2 separate regions of the Homo sapiens genome follow, and region 1 is linked to region 2. A link is a loop called in an ENCODE intact Hi-C map of the cell type or tissue named here. Cell type or tissue: GM12878. All regions are shown on one strand. Links, peaks and the distances in the headings refer to the core of each region. The heading gives the core; the rest is flanking DNA.

Region 1 (9,370 bases), core at 716-8,715, 750 kb before region 2:
TTTAGGGCAATGAAACCTTTCTGTATGACACAATAATGGTGGATACATGCCATTACATGTTTGTCAAAATCCATAGAATGTACAAACTCAAACGAGACTCCCTGTGTAAACTACAGACTTTCAATGCTAATGATGTGTCAATGTGAGTTCATCCTTTATAATAAATATGTGATTCTGGTATGGTATGCTGATAGTGGGAGAAGCTACGCATGTGTGGAGACTGGGGATATATGAGAACTCTGTATTTTCTATTCAGTTTTGCTATGAATCTAGAGCTGTGCTAAAACTAAACTCTATTAAAAATCAAATGCTCTAAAACTTGTATGAAATAGATATGTTAATGTATAATTGCTTCAATTCACTAATCTTAGAGCCTTAAGCAACCTAAGTATAAATTTTGCCATCTTTGACTATGATTTATCACACTCAAATTCAGTTAGCAAATAAACTGCAGCCGCAACAGCCAAACAATATCATGCTATTATCTTAGCATAATATTCAAAGCAATGTTGTATTTTTAATTAAGTGTAAACAAAATCTAAGAAGAACTTTTTATTATGGAATAATCTTTTAAATTTCATATAAATTAGAATTATTCTCAAAATGATTTTTAAGATGAGAGAGGTTTTCAAAAATGTTTTGAAAGAAAACTTGGATAAAGACTGTTACAAAACATTTTTTGTTTTGTGTGATTTGTTCACAATACTTTCTTTTTATCCCTGAGTATTTTTATGTTAATTCCAAGTACTATGAGAAAGCACAAAAGTACAATGATTTTAAAAACACCTTAGTTTTCCTAGTGATTTATATTTTCACTTTCATTTAATTATGAAAATAATCCTACTGTGACAGAATATCTTTGCTATCCAGATAAAATTCAACATTGAAAAAAGGAATAAAATTCTTCTGATTTCCTATTGATTTGTAAAAACCATTAGTGAAATCAAATTGTAAAATATTTGTATAGATCAGAAAAGGTCTGGAAAAGTCAGAACATTGCTCATGGGAGATTTCAATTCTCTAAATATTTACTGTGTAACAGCTATGCAGAAAATGTAGGACTGCTTCTTTAGAAAAAATTCTGTTCATAATTCAATTTGATGAATAATTATTCTTGCAGAATAGAATGGACTGGTTTGTTATGTGTTCTAACACTGTCAGTCAGGAATTATTGACAAATGAATAAGAAACTAGGATCTTTGAGCACATGATAATAAAACCATGGTACAACTTACAAAGAGAAAGTCAGTTCCACACCTACTGATTATAAATGCCATTTCATTTTCTCCCGTTCTTACACTAGATATGTTTCCCCAGGAAAGGCTACATTCAACTAAGCTCCCAATTAATTGTCTCTGTGTTTCCTCATTTTGTGTGAGTGACATTGTTTTGTCAATTAGAAGGAGGGAGGGAGAAAGAGAGAAGAGACAGATTTCAATTCAAGATAGAACTAAGTATGAGGTTGGTTGAATATTAAATAGACCCAGTTCTACTAACAGTTTTCCTGGGGCAGAGGTTTCTCTTGGTACTATCAAGCATGTTTTCTATATTCCTTTCTCCATCTTCATTCCAGGTATAATTCTGACACTCAGGCTTTTCATGTTTAGAAACCTTATTAGAAAATATACCAATGGATTTATTAACTTTATTTTATGGAAAACGGATTTGTTGTAAATTACTCCTCTATAAAAGTATTTATATTCTAGTTAGTCAACAAAGCACTACGCCAAAGAAAATAAAATACTGTAGAAATGGAAATTAGAAATTAGAATCACAGAGAGGTATTCCAAATAACAACTAATGAAAGGAAGGAGAAATTAATTGGAGCCAAACCTGATTCAAGCAGGTGTCTAGGGTACCAATGAATAAAAAGGATTAATTACATTATTGGTAGTTATACGCAATTTTGGTTAGAATGATGCAAATTGAAGCTACACTGAGGTGCTATTATTTACCTATGAAATTTGTAAAAATCCCTAAATTTGGTAACATACTCTATTGGCAAGGCAGTTGGAGAGTCAGATACTTTAATGCATTGTTGATGGGAGTATAAATTGCTACAATTCCTGTGATTAGATATTTGGCAATATCTACTAAATTTCAAACACACACATACTTTTGACCAAGCAATTCTGCTTCTGGGAATTTAATCTTCACATGTGGTTGTACATATGAAAAATGAAATAAGTTTATTTGTTACAGCATTATTTATAGTGGCCAAAGACTAAAATTACCTGAATGCCCATCAAAAAGAGAAGCCTGTGATAAATTATGATTATATCCATATACGAATGAAATGTGAATTAATGAAATCATGAGTAGCCATATGGAAAGTCCTCCAAGATATATTGTAAATACAAAATTATGTTCAGGACAAATCATATAATGTGTTGCCTTTTGTGTAAAAATAGAGAAAAAATAAGTATTGATATCTGGGTTTACTTGAAAAGGTTACTTGTGTGAAGGGAAAATAAATCTTGGGGCCCCAAAATCACTAAGCTAAAGGGAAAAGTCAAGCCAGGAACTGCTTGGGGCAAACCTACCTCCCATTCTATTCAAAGTCACCCCTCTGGCCAGGCGCGGTGGCTCACACCTGTAATCCCAGCACTTTGGAAGGCCGAGGGGGGCGGATCACGAGGTCAGGAGATCGAGACCATGCTGGTTAACATGGTGAAACCCCGTCTCTACTAAAAATACAAAAAATTAGCAGGGCGCGGTGGCAGGCGCCTGTAGTCCCAGCTACTCGGGAGGCTGAGGCAGGAGAATGGCATGAACCCCAGAGGCGGAGCTTGCAGTGAGCCGAGATCGTGCCACTGCACTCTGGCCTGGGTGAAAGAGCGAGACTCCGTCTCAAAAAAAACAAACAAACAAACAAAAAAACAAACAAAGTCATCCCTCTGCTCACTGAGATAAACGCATCTCTCACTGGATAGGCTAATAAAAAATTCAAAAGAATGCAACTGTTTGTCTCTCACCTACCTGTGACCTGGAAGACCCCTCCCTGCTTGAGTTGTCCTACGTTTCCAGAGTGAATGAATTTATATCTTATACATATTTTAACGAACAACTCCAAAATCTGTGTCTAACAAAACAAGTTTATTCCTCATGCCTCCCTAAAATGTATAAAACCAAGCTGTGCCTCTACTACCTTGGGCACACGTGGTCAGGACCTCCTGAGGCTGTGTCACAGGTTCACGTTCTCAACCTTGACAAAATAAACTTTCTGAATTAACTAAGACCTGTCTCAGATACTCGGAGTTCACCCTGGAAACTCTGAAAAGATATGTAAGCATCTAATGACAACAATTTTCATGGTTAAAAGGAAGGAATGAAGAAAGGAACCAGCAGGAAAGGAGGAAGACTTTTCATTGTGTATCATCTTATATTTATACATATATTATCCATGGGAAAATTAAATGAATAAAGGTTTTATCAAATATTATTGGAATAAAATTGAAAATGTGAAATCATTCAACTCTTGTATCTGCATAATATGTAAATTAGATACAAATCCCACTAATTAATATATTTTAGTTTTTAAAAAATAATTAAATGATTAAGACAGATTTTATTTGTTAGGGCCAAGACAGTGGTCCCCAGACTTTTTGGCACCAGGGATGAGTTTTGTGGAAAACACTTTTTCCATGGGGTGGTGGGGGGGTTGGGAGGATAATTTCAGGATAAAACTACCACCTCAGATCATTAGGCATTAGATTCTCATAAAGAATGCTCAACCTAGATCCCTCACATGTGCAGTTCACAACAGGGGTCGCCCTCTTACAAGAATCTAATGCCCATGCTGTGCAGCCAAGTTCCTAACAAGCCACACACAGAATGGACTGGTACTGGTCCTGGCCTTGGGGTTGGGGAATCCTGGTCTAGGTTATGTTGTAGTAACAAACAACTTGAAAAATCTCAATGTCCTACAAAGTGAGTTTCTTTCTCATGTTTTAAGTCCTTTAAGGATCTGCTTCAGTTCTTTCCCATGTTATCTGCATTCCAACTCGATGTTGATGAAACTGCTCTCATCTGGGAGTCTCATGGCAGAAGGAAAAGAAGGAGGTTGTGAATCATAAGCTCTTAAAGCTTTATAAAACTGAAACATATTACTTACCAACATTTTTTCAGCCAATGCAAGTCACATGGCCACTCCCAAATTTAACAAGACAATTTTTCTATAGAAAAGGGGTACATCTTTTCTATAGAAAAATCTTTTTAATGGCGAAGGGAACTATAAATCTCTCCTGGGCAGGAAATATTCTGATGAATAATATGAAATTCCACATACACTTTATTACTAAAAGATCTTCATTTTTAAATGCTTTTCATTTTTAATATATTTTCATTCAATGCATGCTGAACTAATTACTTCTCATGTTCAATCTAACTTTGTATAATGAATACAAATTTTAGGGAATCTTCCTAGCAGTCCTACATATTTCATTGCTATCTGGACAAGAGTAGATGTTGAAATTAATAAAATTACCAGGAAAAAGTTTACTGTGATTACAGGTGAGGTGCTCCATTTTAAAAGTTATTTCTCAGCGTTTTCTAACAGATCACCTCATGTGGCTAACCTCTTCAATGTACTGAAGCATTTTTACGAATGTGCATCACTTGACAAAGTGAGATCTAAGTGAAAGATTATTTTTTAGTTGTGAATGAGCAGCGATTTTTTATCCAACTGAATGAGTAGAAGAAACTTGCATGTCAATCATTCTCAAATATGCAAACTTTTTTCATACTGAAATAGCAGATTGAATATTATCCATGAAAATACTTCAATTAAAATTATAAGCTCTAATACTTAATTCCATCAGAACATTCCATATCTTACTCAGATAATAGGAAATAACTATAGTGCTTTAATTTAATATCATTTTAATTCTGAATATTCCTACAAAATTCTATTATCTATGAAGCTGTTAACCAGGTAACAGCTATGTGGATTTTATTACTATTAAAACACATAAACTGCCTTTGGCTCTAATAAAATCTTCCTTTTGGGACTAAAAAAAAATCCTAAACTAAAAGAACATTTTTCAGTTTAAATCATCACATAGGAAGGGCGATTTGACCATAATTTGAAATTGGCCAGAGACTTGAATTTCATTTTAATTCCACTTCTTAAATTGCTTATCCTGCTGTGATTGAAACTGAGCAGTGAATGAAATTGCATGACTGAAGTGGAATAAAGTGGGGCAAATGGTGTGAACTTAGGCTTAGAGGCAGGATTTAAGATAGCATATTGAATAATAAGAAAAGCAGCCTGCTGAAATAAAGGGATTATGATGGTAAGTATTGGGAGGCAGTTTTGGAAAAATAAATTAAGATAAATTGTGGAGGACTTATATCCACCCCAAGAGTCTAATGAAAATGAGAAGTTAGCACAAGTTTTCAAATGAGAGACTGAGAATTAGAATGTAGATAGAACCTGGTGCAAAGCAGATTGGGAGGACACAATTGGAAGTGGAGAAATCACTGCCTCCTTGTGCATTAATTAGGAGTGACAAAGAATCTAAGTTGACTATATCAGTATAAAGACATGCAAGAGAAGAATTCAAAGCAAGGAAAAATATAAGTTATCAGAATTTTAATAAATTAATATAAGATTTAAAAACAGAAAAATATAAATTGACTCATTTTTAGGCTGGAAAAACTAGAGACTGGATGACTGGGAAAATTAGAATCCACAAGAATAGGAAAATTGAAGGTCAGGCTTAGAGGTTGGAGTGGGAACGGTGTGTGCATATGTGTTTTATGTGTAGGAAGAGATTAAAAACTTACCTTAAATGAAAATATCAAGTAGATATTTCAAATGTGAAAATCTAATTTAAGAGGGCAGGAAAAATATGTTCTTCCCTTCTTCCCTTTCTGCCTGCCTCCTTTCCTTTCCTTTCCTTTCCTTTCCTTTCCTTTCCTTTCCTTTCCTTTCCTTTCCTTTCCTTTCCTTTCCTTTCCTTCCCTTTCCTTTCCTTCCTCCTTCCTCCCTTCTTTCCTTTCTTCCTTCCTTCTTTTCTTCCTTCTTTCCTCTCCTCCCTCGTTTCCTTCTATCTCTCCCTCTCTCAATCTGTCTTGATTCATTTGTTTGCATGTGGATGTTGCAAACATGCTAGTCATTCTAGCACTATTTGTTGAAAAAATTGTCTTTTCTTTCATTGGATTGCCTTTGCTCCTCTGTCAAAGATCAGTTGACTATATGTGGGCCCATTTCAGTGTTCTTTATTCTGTTACACTGATCTATTTGTGTGTTCTTTAGCTAATTCAAAACTGTCTTGATTACTGTAGTTTTATAGTAAGACTTGAAGTCAGGTAGTATTAGTCTCCAGGCTGTTTTTCTTTTCTTTTTTTAATTTAATTTTATTATTATTACACTTTAAGTTTTAGGGTACCTGTGCACAATGTGCAGGTTAGTTATATATGTATACATGTGCCATGCTGGTGTGCTGCACCCATTAACTCGTCATTTAGCATTAGGTATATCTCCTAATGCTATCCCTCCCCCTCCCCCCACCCCACAACAGTTCCCAGAGTGTGATGTTCCCCTTCCTGTGTCCATGTGTTCTCATTGTTCAATTCCCACCCATGAGTGAGAACATTCGGTGTTTGGTTTTTTTGTCCTTGCGATAGTTTACTGAGAATGATGGTTTCCAGCTTCATCCATGTCCCTACAAAGGACATGAACTCATCATTTCTTATGGCTGCATAGTATTCCATGGTGTATATGTGCCACATTTTCTTAATCCAGTCTATCATTGTTGGACACTATTCACAATAGACTTGGAACCAACCCAAATGTCCAGGCTGTTTTTCTCTTTCAGAACTGCATTGAATATTCTGGGTCTTTTCCCTCTCCATATAAATTTTTCAACTCAGTTGGTGAATATCCACACAATAACTTTCTGGAATTTTGACTGGGATTTGATTGAATCTAATGATTAAGTAGTTATAACTGACATTTTGACAATATTGAACCTTTCTATCCATGAATATGAAATATCTCTCCATTTATTTAGATTTTCTTTGATTTCTTTTATCAGAGATTTGTATTTTCTACAAATCAGATTTGTATACAATTTGTTGGAATTATATGTAAATATTTCATTTTTGGGAAGTGCTAATGTAAATGATATTGTATTTTTAATTTCAAATTGTTCTTGCTTATTGTTGGTATATAGAAAAGTGATACACTTTCATACATTTACATTATATTTTGCAATTCTGCTATAATCATTTATTAATTCTAGGAGATTTTTGTCAATTCTTTTGGACTTTCTACATAACTGATTATGTCATCTGTGAACAGTTATATGTATTTCTTCCCAACCTGTACAACTTGTATTTCCTTTTCTTGTCTTACTGCACTAGTTAGGACTTCCAGTATGACATTAAAAAGCAGTAGTGAGAAGAAACACCCTTTCTTTGTTCTTGATTTTATTGGAAAGCTTCTAGTTTCTCACCATTAAATGGGATGTTACCTACAGGTTTTCTGTAGATACTCCTTGTCAAGTTGAGGAACTTGTATGTTCTGAATTTTTAATCATAAAAAAGTGTTAGATTTTTGTCAAGTGCTTTTTATGCATCTATTGATATGATCATATACTTTTTCTTCTTTTGATTTTTGGTGATGGATTATATTAATTTTGAATGTTCAACTATCCTGGCATACCTGAGATAAATAATATTGTTTGTGGTACATAATTCTTTTTATATGTTTTTGGATTCAATTTGCTTTTTTTTTTTGAGATGGAGTTTCGCTCTGTGGCCCAGGCTGCAGTGCAGTGGAATGATCTTAGCTAGCTGCAACATCTGCCTCCTGGATTCAAGCGATTCTCCTGCCTCAGCCTCCTGAGTAGCTGGGATTACAGCCGCCACCACCATGCCCAGCTAATTTTTGTATTTTCAGTGGAGACAGGGTTTTGCCAGGTTGGCCAAGGTGGTCTCAAGCTCCTTACCTCAGGTGATCCGCCTGCATTGTCATTACAAAGTGCTGGGATTACGGGCAGGAGCCACGGCACCCGGCCTGCAATTTTCTTTAGTTGAGGATTTTTGTGTCTGTTTCATGATAGATATTAGTCTTTAGTTGTCATTTCTTATAATGTCTTTCTCTGGTTTCAGTATTAGATTAATTCTTGCCTCACAGAATGAGTTCAGAAGTAAAACTCCTGTTTCTATCTTCTGAAAAAGATTGTATAGAATTGGTAGTTTCTTCCTTAAATGTTTGATTGATTGTTTACCAGTGAAACCATCAGAACCTGGTAATTTCTGTTTGAAGGGAAATTAATTATTGATTCAATTTTAATAGATAATAGACTTATTTGGATTATCTATTTCTCCTTATATGAGTTTTAGCAAATTTCATCTTTCTACAAACTGGTACATTCATCCAGGTTATTAAATTTGTGGGCATAGAGTTGTTTACAGTGTCCTTTTATTATTCTTTTTGTGTCCATAGTATCTGTAGTGACGTCATCTCTTTCATTTCTGGTATTAGGAATTTTCTCTCCTCTCTTTTTCTTAGTCTGCTAGAAGTTCAGTTTTTTTTTTTTTTTATTGGTGCTAGCATGATTTATCTTTCCTATCTTTTTCATTTTAGCCTATTTGTATCTCAATTTTAACTTTATTTTTGCTAGAAACCATAGAATTTTTCCTTACTTTTTAAATTCAGTAAATCTCTAACTTTCACTTGATATATTTAGTTCACTTACTTTTAATGTGATTATTAATATTTTGAATATTTTTAGATTTAAATCTACCACTGTCATATTTGTTTTCTATTTGTCTCGTGTATTCATTCTTCCCTTTTCTTTGTTTTTTCTATTCATGCTTTGGATTTTTAAAAAATGATTTCCTTTGTTGTTGATTCCACTTTATTTCCTTTGTGAGCTATAACTCTTTTGTTGCTCTTGCTTTTGTTGTTATTTTAGTGGCTACTTAAGAATTCGGACTATACATCTGGTATGTATACCATATCATTTCAATTAGCATATAAGAATTTCTAACTGTAACTTTTCATTTCTCCTGTTGTGACAATATATTGCTTTTGCATATATTATAAGCCTCAGATTGTATTGTAATCTGTTTTTAATGGAGCTTTAACAAAGAAAAAAAGTATATATGTTTACTAACATACCATTTCTAGAGCTCTTTATTGCTTTGTGTCACTCAGATTTCCATCTGATATCATATTTTTCTATCTTAAATACTTACTTAAATTTTTTTTGCAGTGCACATCTGTTGGTGTTGAGCTCTTTCAACTCTTATGTGCATAAAAAAGTGTTCATTGAAACCTCATATTTATAGGGTATTTTCTCTGGGTATAGAATTATTGCTTGATGTTGTGTTGATTTGTTGTTGATTTTAAGACTTT
Region 2 (9,370 bases), core at 1,001-9,000:
TTCATAGACCAGCTCTGCTGTGTGACTCAACGTGTTGAATTTTCCCTTCTGGGCTCCCCACATCAACATTTTACCGCCTATAACCGAATGTGACTAAATTCTCTGTTACACTGTGTACCTTGGTTGTGAAATTAGCTTCACTCTCTTAATAATTCTCATTTTATGTGAGTAGCCTTTGATACAGGACTGCTGTGCATCATCAGTTGGTAATGTCTGCAAGTGTCAGAGGTAAGATTTCACTCACAGTCCTACTGGGGGCCAATACGTGCCATTGTTGGTGTCAATAAAAGACACAGTCTCTGAAAACCTCTAATACTGACCACTCTTTCCCAGGGCTGTTTTCCGTGAAGGTCACAATTCAGATGTCTTAGGTATAGCCTGTGATTTCCAACTTGAGTACATCCCTGATGCCAGGCAGAACTTTAGTAACAGGCTCTGGTTAAATGGGTTAGATCCTAGATAGTTTATATATATTTATTGATCTATCATTGATCTATCTAACTAGATGTAGATAGATGGATAGATAGGTGATAAATAATAGATAGATAGAAAAAGAAATATATACATGAATACGGTACAAAAATACACTTTAGTATGGCATTCTTAAGTATTTTACTTACTTTTAATGCCTTTTCCTCAGGGAAAAGGTTTACTTTTCTCTTTTTAATATACATGTTTATAGTGCTACATATATCTGAGAAAAATAGTTGCTGAGTTTTAAAACCAACTAGACTATCTGAAAATACTAATTTCCAAAACATCAAGTAAAAATCCTGAGTGTTGGAGTGAAGGGACATAGGTTCTGGTGTTGGTCCATCTGTCACTTACCTAAGGGATCTTCACCAGCAATTCATGTGTCAGGATTTCAGTTTTCTAATCGGTAAAGCAAGGAGACTGAGAGCCCTTCTCAGACCACCCTGCTTCCTTTCCACCTCCAATTCATAGTCTATATCAACAACCTGCTCCCTCCACTGACCTTTCATATTTATGATTAACACAACTTGTAATTACTTATTTACTCACTAGATTTTATAACTTATGCATCAATTTGTATACTAGGAGCTCAGGAAATACTTGTTGGCTGAATGGGAGAATTAAGTTGATTCCAGTTTTAATATCTTGTGCATTTAGTAGGTAAGGTCAGGATCCAAGCTAGGCTCTCACTGAGCCAATAATCCCACTGAGCATTTAGTTGGAGCTTGTGGTGACAACCATAGTACTGCATTCCAAAGCCATAGGCAGTTTTAGCAGGAAAGCGTAGTGTTTCCTGATGGAAGTACTGTCAAATGAAGCCTTTGAGTGAGAATGGCAGATAATTCCTTTAGGACATCTTGGGAACCACATAATCTCAAATGCTACTTATGGATTTAACTCGACATCCTCCTGAAGCTGACTCCCAGACCTTATAGGTCAAAGTCTCTTTGTGGCTTTAAAAACAGTACTGGATTTGGAACAATGAGGCCTGGGCTTGAGATCTCTCTCTGCTGCTTTTAAGCTGTGTAGCTGTGAAAAATAACTGAACTAAATTTCAAATCTAATTATTCATTTGTGAAAATCAGATTGCATCTACCTACCTACATACGCTATAACTCAAAATTACTTTGGGTCATAAGGAAGTTAGCTCTACCAAATAATATAGTATGTATGAAACACACTAAATGCCATTGAATTTTAATATTTAGATTCACCTTTAGGAGAATTCATCTTTAGAAACTTCAGGTTGTCATAGTTTTTTAAGGTTAACATAAAAATGCAAGAGATGATTACTGCTTTTGTAAGAAAAACTGCGGAAATTATTACTAATGACAATTATCCAAAATATTAAAACTATTTACAGAATCACCTAAAGAGTTACAGTAATTAATTAGTTAACATGACTTCATTTTAAAAGAAGAATAAATCTTCGTCAAAGGCTAAAATGACTATAGGAAAAATGTGATTTTAAAACAAGGCTGAAACTCTTAAACTGCACTAATAGTTCGTAATTAATAGTTGAATTTGAGTATCAATATGATCACAAAGTAACAACAATCAAAAAGTTCAGAAAATAAACTAGAGTCCATTTCTGCAATGCAGCAATAACAACTACTGATAATAATAATGGCAAGTGCAATACTAGCAGCCAACATGCGTTGATAGGTTACCAAATACCAAAACTGTGTTCCCATGTATTATATCTCTTTTAAAATTTCCTAAACAACCCTAGAAAGTTAAGCTCTGATAATACTTGCATTTTGCAGATGAAGAAACTGAGTTTCAGAGAAGTTGAGTAACTTGTCCAAGCCATAGTCATTAAACTTTAGAGCTGGAATAAGACCTTAGGCAGTGGGATTCCAAAGCACTAAGAAAGGAGATACAAATTACTTACATAACTGAAGATTGCAGCACTTCCATATAGAAGCCTAAGCATTCTTCTTCGATTTACCTGCATGTCTGAGATGCCATTTATTGACACGACTCACTTGCTGAACATTCAGGCATTAATTACAATGATAACAAATGCCCAATCCAATAAAACTGCTGTTAGTCACTGTTCTACTGCTGAGACACATATGGACAAACAGTGTGTGGTGGAAATTTTTACTCAAGTCAAACAGGAAACCAGGTATCAACTATAAGGAAGACGTGACTTAAGGATAAGCGTCTTTGTTAGCCCAGGATAGCTTCACTACCTCACTGGTGCTCGTAGGCACTCAGCAAGCCGCTTTTAGCTGATCACTACATCCCTATGGGGATATTAATTTATTATTTGAGTCACACAATTAAAAATGACTTACAATTATTTTCTCATTTCTTTCTGGGATGTTATTTTAAAATCATAATTACAAAATTAAGTAATTTGCATTTTTTCTCATTCTTTCTTTCAATGAAGTATTTCCACCCCGTTTTTAGACTTGTTGTCAATTCTCTCATTTATATACCTTGCATTCCTATTCACTTATGTTTTAAGGATCTCTCTAAGGTTAAAAGTCAATACAGAAACTAAAATCTGAAATAAGTAAACTTTTCACATTTAGCCAATAATTTTTATGTGTCAATCATTTTCTAATATGTTAAAGTCAATATATGCAACTGGTTTTCCAACTATTTACAAAATATAACTGAATGTTTCCTTTGGTAGATAATTCAGCATTTTATAAGACCCTAAAATGATTACTATAAATAAAAAGAAGAGATACTACTTTATTTTTTCTATTTCATTATTAGAGATAAACTGACTTCATCAAGGTCACATACTTGTTAAGGAAGATTACCAGGGCTGGAAGGTAGATCTGATATAAATTCCCCTATAGCCTTGCTACTCGGCGTAATATGAAAATTTACAGCATTGCCATCATCAGGGAGCTTGTTAGGAATGCAGAATCTCAGGTCCCACTCAGATGTACTGAATTAAAACCCACATTTTACAACATCCTTAAGTGACTTGCATCTTGTCTAAGTTCAAGGAGAACTGCCACTGCTCTGTAACATACTGCCAATTATCTCAATTATCCATTCACAAAATAATGTGGCCCTTGGCAGATGTACTCATATAGAACTTGAGAGAAATTCAGGAAAACTGAGGGCGAGACTTTCTTTTTCCTTTTTTTTTTTTTGAGACGGAGTCTCGCTCTGTTGCCCAGGCTAGAGTGCAGTGGCGCAAGCTCAGCTCAATGCAACCTCCGCCTCGTGGGTTCAAGTGATTATCCTGCCTCAGCCTCCTGAGTAGCTGGGATTACAGACGCGAGCCACCATATCCGGCTAATTTTTGTATTTTTAGTAGAGATGGGGTTTCACCATGTTGGTCAGGCTGGTCTCTAACTCCTGACCCCGTGATCCGCCCACCTCGGCCTCCCAAAGTGCTGGGATTGCAGGCGTGAGCCACCGCACCCTGCCAGGACTAGACATTTTTTAAAACTTATGTTGAGTAATTTCAAATAAATCTTTTTATTATCAGGCACTTTTCTTTAGAAATAAGCCATGAATATGTTTGTAATTGCTAATATAAATTGATACCTACATAGGCATCTGTTTAATACATATATACTAAAAGAATGACGTATTTCAGATCTTTATTGGACTGCACGTTTTTTCATCCCTGGAGCCCTGGAGAGGAGAGCAGTACATCCGCATAACCCATGAAACTCAACTTTTACCATGCACATTATTACCTATTGGAAGCTCACCAGCGCCACCTGCTGAAGCTGCCGTAGAAAAAGCTAGCAAAGTGTTTTGCACTTTTGTTTTCTTATCAAGGTAGTTTCGTTATAATTTTACTGTTTAGCATTGACATTTTTCCCCAATCCTTGAATTTTCTCCATCCCATCCAACATTTCTCCTTTGTTTATGAGGCCCTAATAGAGTATCTATACTTTAGCCTACACAACCACACTCAAAATATTTTAAAAGCAGCTTCAGAATATATGAAGTAGTTTATATTACTGTATTCTTTGCATAGATTTATAATTGCCAGGACAAATGTTCTAATTTACGACTCAAAAAGTAATATCAATGTACTGGGCCCAGCCTAGTGACCCATGCAGAAGGCCTTACACTTGTGTTCAAAGAACAAATATTTGAGGCCCATTAGTTATGGGAAATTCCTATCTTTAGTCTCCTTCATTGGTTGTCTGTGTATGTTTGTACGAAATGGCTGCTCTCTCTTTTGCCTTTAATAAAAGTTAACATCACCGTACATGAGTATCTTTCCATCTCACAAAGCAAATTTTCTTTAACCCCTATTTTCTTTCCTCACCCTGATTAATTCACTCCCAGAAAAATCTCTGGTCCCTTTCTCATATTATTAAAAATAAAACTGGCTTCTAAAAAGGCAACTGTTCAGAAACTCCTGGAAACATTTAAAGCTAGTTCCAAATGATCTATCAAAATATAATTAGTTGGAAGGATCTCGAGCTCAAAATCTCTCCTAGTTAACAAAGTTAGTTTTTGTCACTTTTGTTGTTGTTAATGATGATTGATTATAGCACCTTTAAAAGTGATTCCATTAAAGTAATGTAATTGCTACCCTAAGTACTTCGCCTCTGGAATGCTGTGTGACATCCTACTGAAAGGGAATGCAAAATATCCCTTAAGTTTAGAGGTACACAGAAGAAAATCCCTGTGTCTCATCTTTTAACAACTTAAGCCCTTATGGAGAAAGAATGTTACTTCCACATTAGTGAAATTTAAAAGGATGAATTGAAAGAAAAATAAAGTACATTCTCTGAAAAATATATGCCTTCAAATCTTAAAGTGCCAATTCAATATGTTAAGAATTGGCTAACATAAAATGTTCAGAAGAAATGAGAGCAAGGGGAAATTGACTCTGTCACCCAGACTGGAGTGCAACGGCACAATCTCGGCTCACTGCAACCTCTGCCTTCTGGGTTCAAGCGATCTTCCCTCCTCAGCCTCTGGAGTACCTGGCATTTCAGGCACCTGCCATCATGCCTAGCTAATTTTTCTATTTTTGTAGAGACAGATTTCACCATGTTGGCCAGGCCGATTTCGAACTTCTGACCTCAGGTGATCTACCCACCTCAGCCTCTCGTAGCACTGGGATTACAGGCGTGAGCCACTGCACCTGGCCGGGAAATTGACTTTTAAAAGATTCTCAGATAAGAATTTACATGAAATCACTTCCACTTTGCTTTTCATATTGAGTTTGGTTACCATAATAAAAAAAAATAGGCATACCACCTGGATTTGATCTATTTTGAAAAAAAGTGCTTTACATTATTTTGCATTTTCAAAGAATAATTACGCCAGACAGAGTTTGACAGGCAAGGAAGACTTTACCCAAGACTATTGTAAAAGGGGAGAGAGATTGAATTCTATTCCACTGAAACAAAAGATGGGTGGGTTTTTAATCATGGGGGGTCGCCAGCAGCAAAGTGCTGGAGGACATTAGCAGAGAGGTTGCTCAATGTGATTAGGCTCAAGGTGTTTGTTTATGAAGGTCTTACCCTACCACAGAGACTGGAAGATAGGGAAGCTGTTCCTCTTGATGACTACATCTCAATGGGATAGATTCTAGGTCTTCGAGAAAGGTAATTTCTGCGTTGTAAAACAGGCAAGAGGCTAGAGGATAATTTACATACATTTCAAAGGGACAGAGAAAGGATTTACAATTACAAGTTTTCTAAAACAAATTCTCTAAGCAAAAGGAGGTCAGGTGCCTACAGTCAGGAAGAAACCTGTGCAAAGTCTAGTCAAGGTAAGAGGATTAAGGCTGCCTTGGTTAGCATCCAATTATTATATCAGAAGGGTGTTATTTTCTGAATTCACTGGATGTGAAAAAGAAGTAAAAAATCTAGATTTTCTTTACTGATTTATAAACTATCTCTAAAAGTAATCTACAAAGAGAAATTCTTAACCTATAGCTACTTTATTAAAATAATTGAATAACCTCACAATAAGAGGGCTTTGAAAGGCAACACTCAATTGAATATGTTAGTTTTTGTTGGTTAGTCAAAGTCTATTCACCTAGTGTTATAAGAGATTCTATCCTTTGCCATTGGGTAACTCATTTTTTTTTTCTTAAATTTCAGAGATTCTATTTTATTTCTTTACTTTTAAGAAATTCATTTTGAAATTGTATTAGGTATTGCCATAAAATAATTGCACTAAAACCATTGCCACACTATTTTCCATAAAGTGTGGCTGAGCCATTTTACATTCCCACCAACAGTGTACAGAGGTTCACTTTCCTCCACATTCCCACTAGTATTTATCTTTTTTGTAGTGGTTGTTTACAATAACCATCCTAGCAGGTGCAAAGTGACATCTCATTGCAGTTTTGATTTGCATTTCCTTATGATTAGTGATGTTGAGCACCTTTCATAAACCTTTTGGCCATTTGTATGTCTCTATTAGAGAATTACTTATTCACGTATTTGGCCCATTTTTAATCAAGGTATTTGTTGGGTTGTGGGGTCTTTTTGTTTTTTGTTTGTTTTTTGTTTTTGAAATTGAGCTGGAGTTCCTTACATTTTTTGAATATTAACTTTTCATCAGATACATTGTTTAGAAATATTTTCGCTCCATGTATACCTATGTAACAAACCTTCACATTCTGCACATGTATCCCAAAACTTAAAGTATAATTTTAAAAAAAGACAATATAAACATATTTATTATGTTTGTAACACTTTTCTTATCCCATGTTTTAAAAGGCAACTGTATAAGGCAACAATTAAAAACTGTGCTTATTTATTCACAATAGCAAAGGATGTGGAATCAACCTAAATGTCCATCAATGACAGACTGAATAAAGAAAAATGCGGTACATATACACTATGGAATATTATTCAGCCATAAAAAAGACTGAGAGCATGTCTTTTGCAAGAACATGGGCAGAGCCGAAGGCTAACTAATACAGGAACAGAAAACCAAATACCACATGTTCTTACTTGTAAGTGGGGAGTAAATAGTAAGAACTTATGAATATAAAAAAGAAAACAGCAGACACTGGGGTCTGTTTGAGAGATGAGGGTGGGAAGAGGGAGAGGAGCAGAAAATATAACTATTGGGTACTGGGCTTAATACCTGGGTAATGAAATAATATGTGCAACACACCCCCATAACACGTATTTACCTGCTTAACAAACCTTCACATGTACCCTCAAACCTAAACTAAAAGTCAAAAAAATTTAAAAACAGAAATATTTTCTCTCATTCCATAGATTGTCTCTTCATTCTGTTTATTGTTCCCTTTTCTGTATAGTTTTTTAGGTTAATGTTGTATCACGTTTATTTTTGCTTCTGTTGCCTGTGCTTTGATGTCATATCCAAGAAATCATTGCCAATATCAATGTCAAGAAGGCTTTCCCCTATATTTTCGGAAAACAGTATAGAGGCTCCTCAAAAAAATTATATGTAGAATTCCCATATGATCTAGCAATCCCACTTCTGGGTATATATCCAAAATAACTGAAAGCAAAATCTCAAAGAGACATCTGCACTCTCATGTTCTTTGCAGCATTATTAACAATAACCAAGATATAGAAACAATTTAGAATGTCCATTGACAGATAAGTGGATAAAGAAAACACACAATGGAATATTATTCAGCCTTATAAAAGAAAAAAAATCCTACCATATGTGACAGAAAATATTGATGAACCTTGAAGACATTATGATATTATGTGAAATAAGCCAGTCACAGGGCAATACTGTATGATTTCATTTATATAATGTATCTAAAATAGCCAAACTCATAGGCTCAGAGAGTAAATGGTGGTTGTGAGGGACTGAAGAGAGAAGAAAATGTGCAGTTATTGTTCAATGGTATAAAGTTTCACTTATGAAAGATGAATAAGTTGTAGAAATCTGCTGTACAACATAGCATGTATCATTAACAACATTGTATTTTACACTTCAAAATTTGTTGAGAGCAAATCTTAACACAAACAAATAAACAGGAAAACAAAGGAACACAAGGCAACTTTTAGAGGTGATGGATATATTTATTATCTTGGTTGTGGTGATGGTTTCATGGGTGTATGCATATGCTTAAACTCATCAAATTGTATGCATGAAATGTGTACAGTTTTTTTATAACAATTATACCTCAATAAAGCAGTTTTTTTAAAGAAATTGAAAAAAGATTTTTAAAGCAGTATTAAGGAGGAGATGATAATCTCCATATTAAAGAATGTTGTTTAATTAGCCCTGTTTTTGTCTTGGAGATTATGTATCAAATATCTTTTAGATGAACTTATTTATATTCAAAAATAAAATAAGATAATTGCCATAAAATCATTGCAAACAATCATGATACTTCAATGGCATACAATAATAAGTGTTTATTTCTCATGCTTTGCAGGTTCAGTTGATCTATGCTGAGTTCCCTGGCATGACTCAAAATTTTTCATCCTTTTCTTAAGACTGGCAGGCAACCCCAGGCATATCCCTCTTCAGAGGATGACAGAAGAAAGGAGCAATCAGAAACAGACAAGACATCTTGAGCACTACACATACCATTGCTTCTTCCTAACATTGGCTGAAGAAAATCACATGGATGAGCGCCGTGTCAGAGAGGGCACTACAAGTTACATGCCAAAGAGCAGGAATACAAGGAGGAGTGAAGAATTGGGGATATTAATGCAATCTACCATAGATTAAATTATTAAATATTCATTGAAAACTTGCTATATTCACTGAGTAATGTTGAAGAATACTTCCTTTTTCTCTCAAGGAATGCATAGTCTAAGAGAAAACTTTTGAGCAAGTTCAAAAAGGCTTTCAAGGGAAGTATTTTCAACGAGTATTAAAAAACACACTATTCATTGAATAGAAATGTACAAAAAGCATTCCTGGGAACATCATGAACAGAAGCATGTAAGTTAGAAAATATGGGCATATTTAGAAAGGTCCAATTTGAGTGGAA

Evidence for each region. A loop is a pair of places that touch in the nucleus more often than their neighbours do. Peaks named below come from ENCODE experiments on the same cell type or tissue, not always from the same donor. Only the 100,000 strongest peaks of a DNase experiment are listed, where the experiment ranks them.
Region 1: it touches region 2 in a loop (2.5-fold over the local background); 2 of 110 quality-filtered maps call a loop at or near these places.

What each region holds. Positions count from the first base shown.
Region 1 is chr4:43,877,092-43,886,461 of GRCh38, reverse strand. No RefSeq gene overlaps it. Among named protein-coding and RNA genes, the nearest start is that of LINC02475, 140 kb to the left of the region's middle. In GM12878, for the core only: a CTCF peak has its summit at 3,775; no DNase peak of the experiment used is centred there.
Region 2 is chr4:43,126,985-43,136,354 of GRCh38, reverse strand. No RefSeq gene overlaps it. Among named protein-coding and RNA genes, the nearest start is that of GRXCR1, 240 kb to the right of the region's middle. RefSeq lists an enhancer at 5,644-6,237. In GM12878, for the core only: a CTCF peak has its summit at 4,181 (motif pointing left); a DNase peak (open chromatin) is centred at 4,194.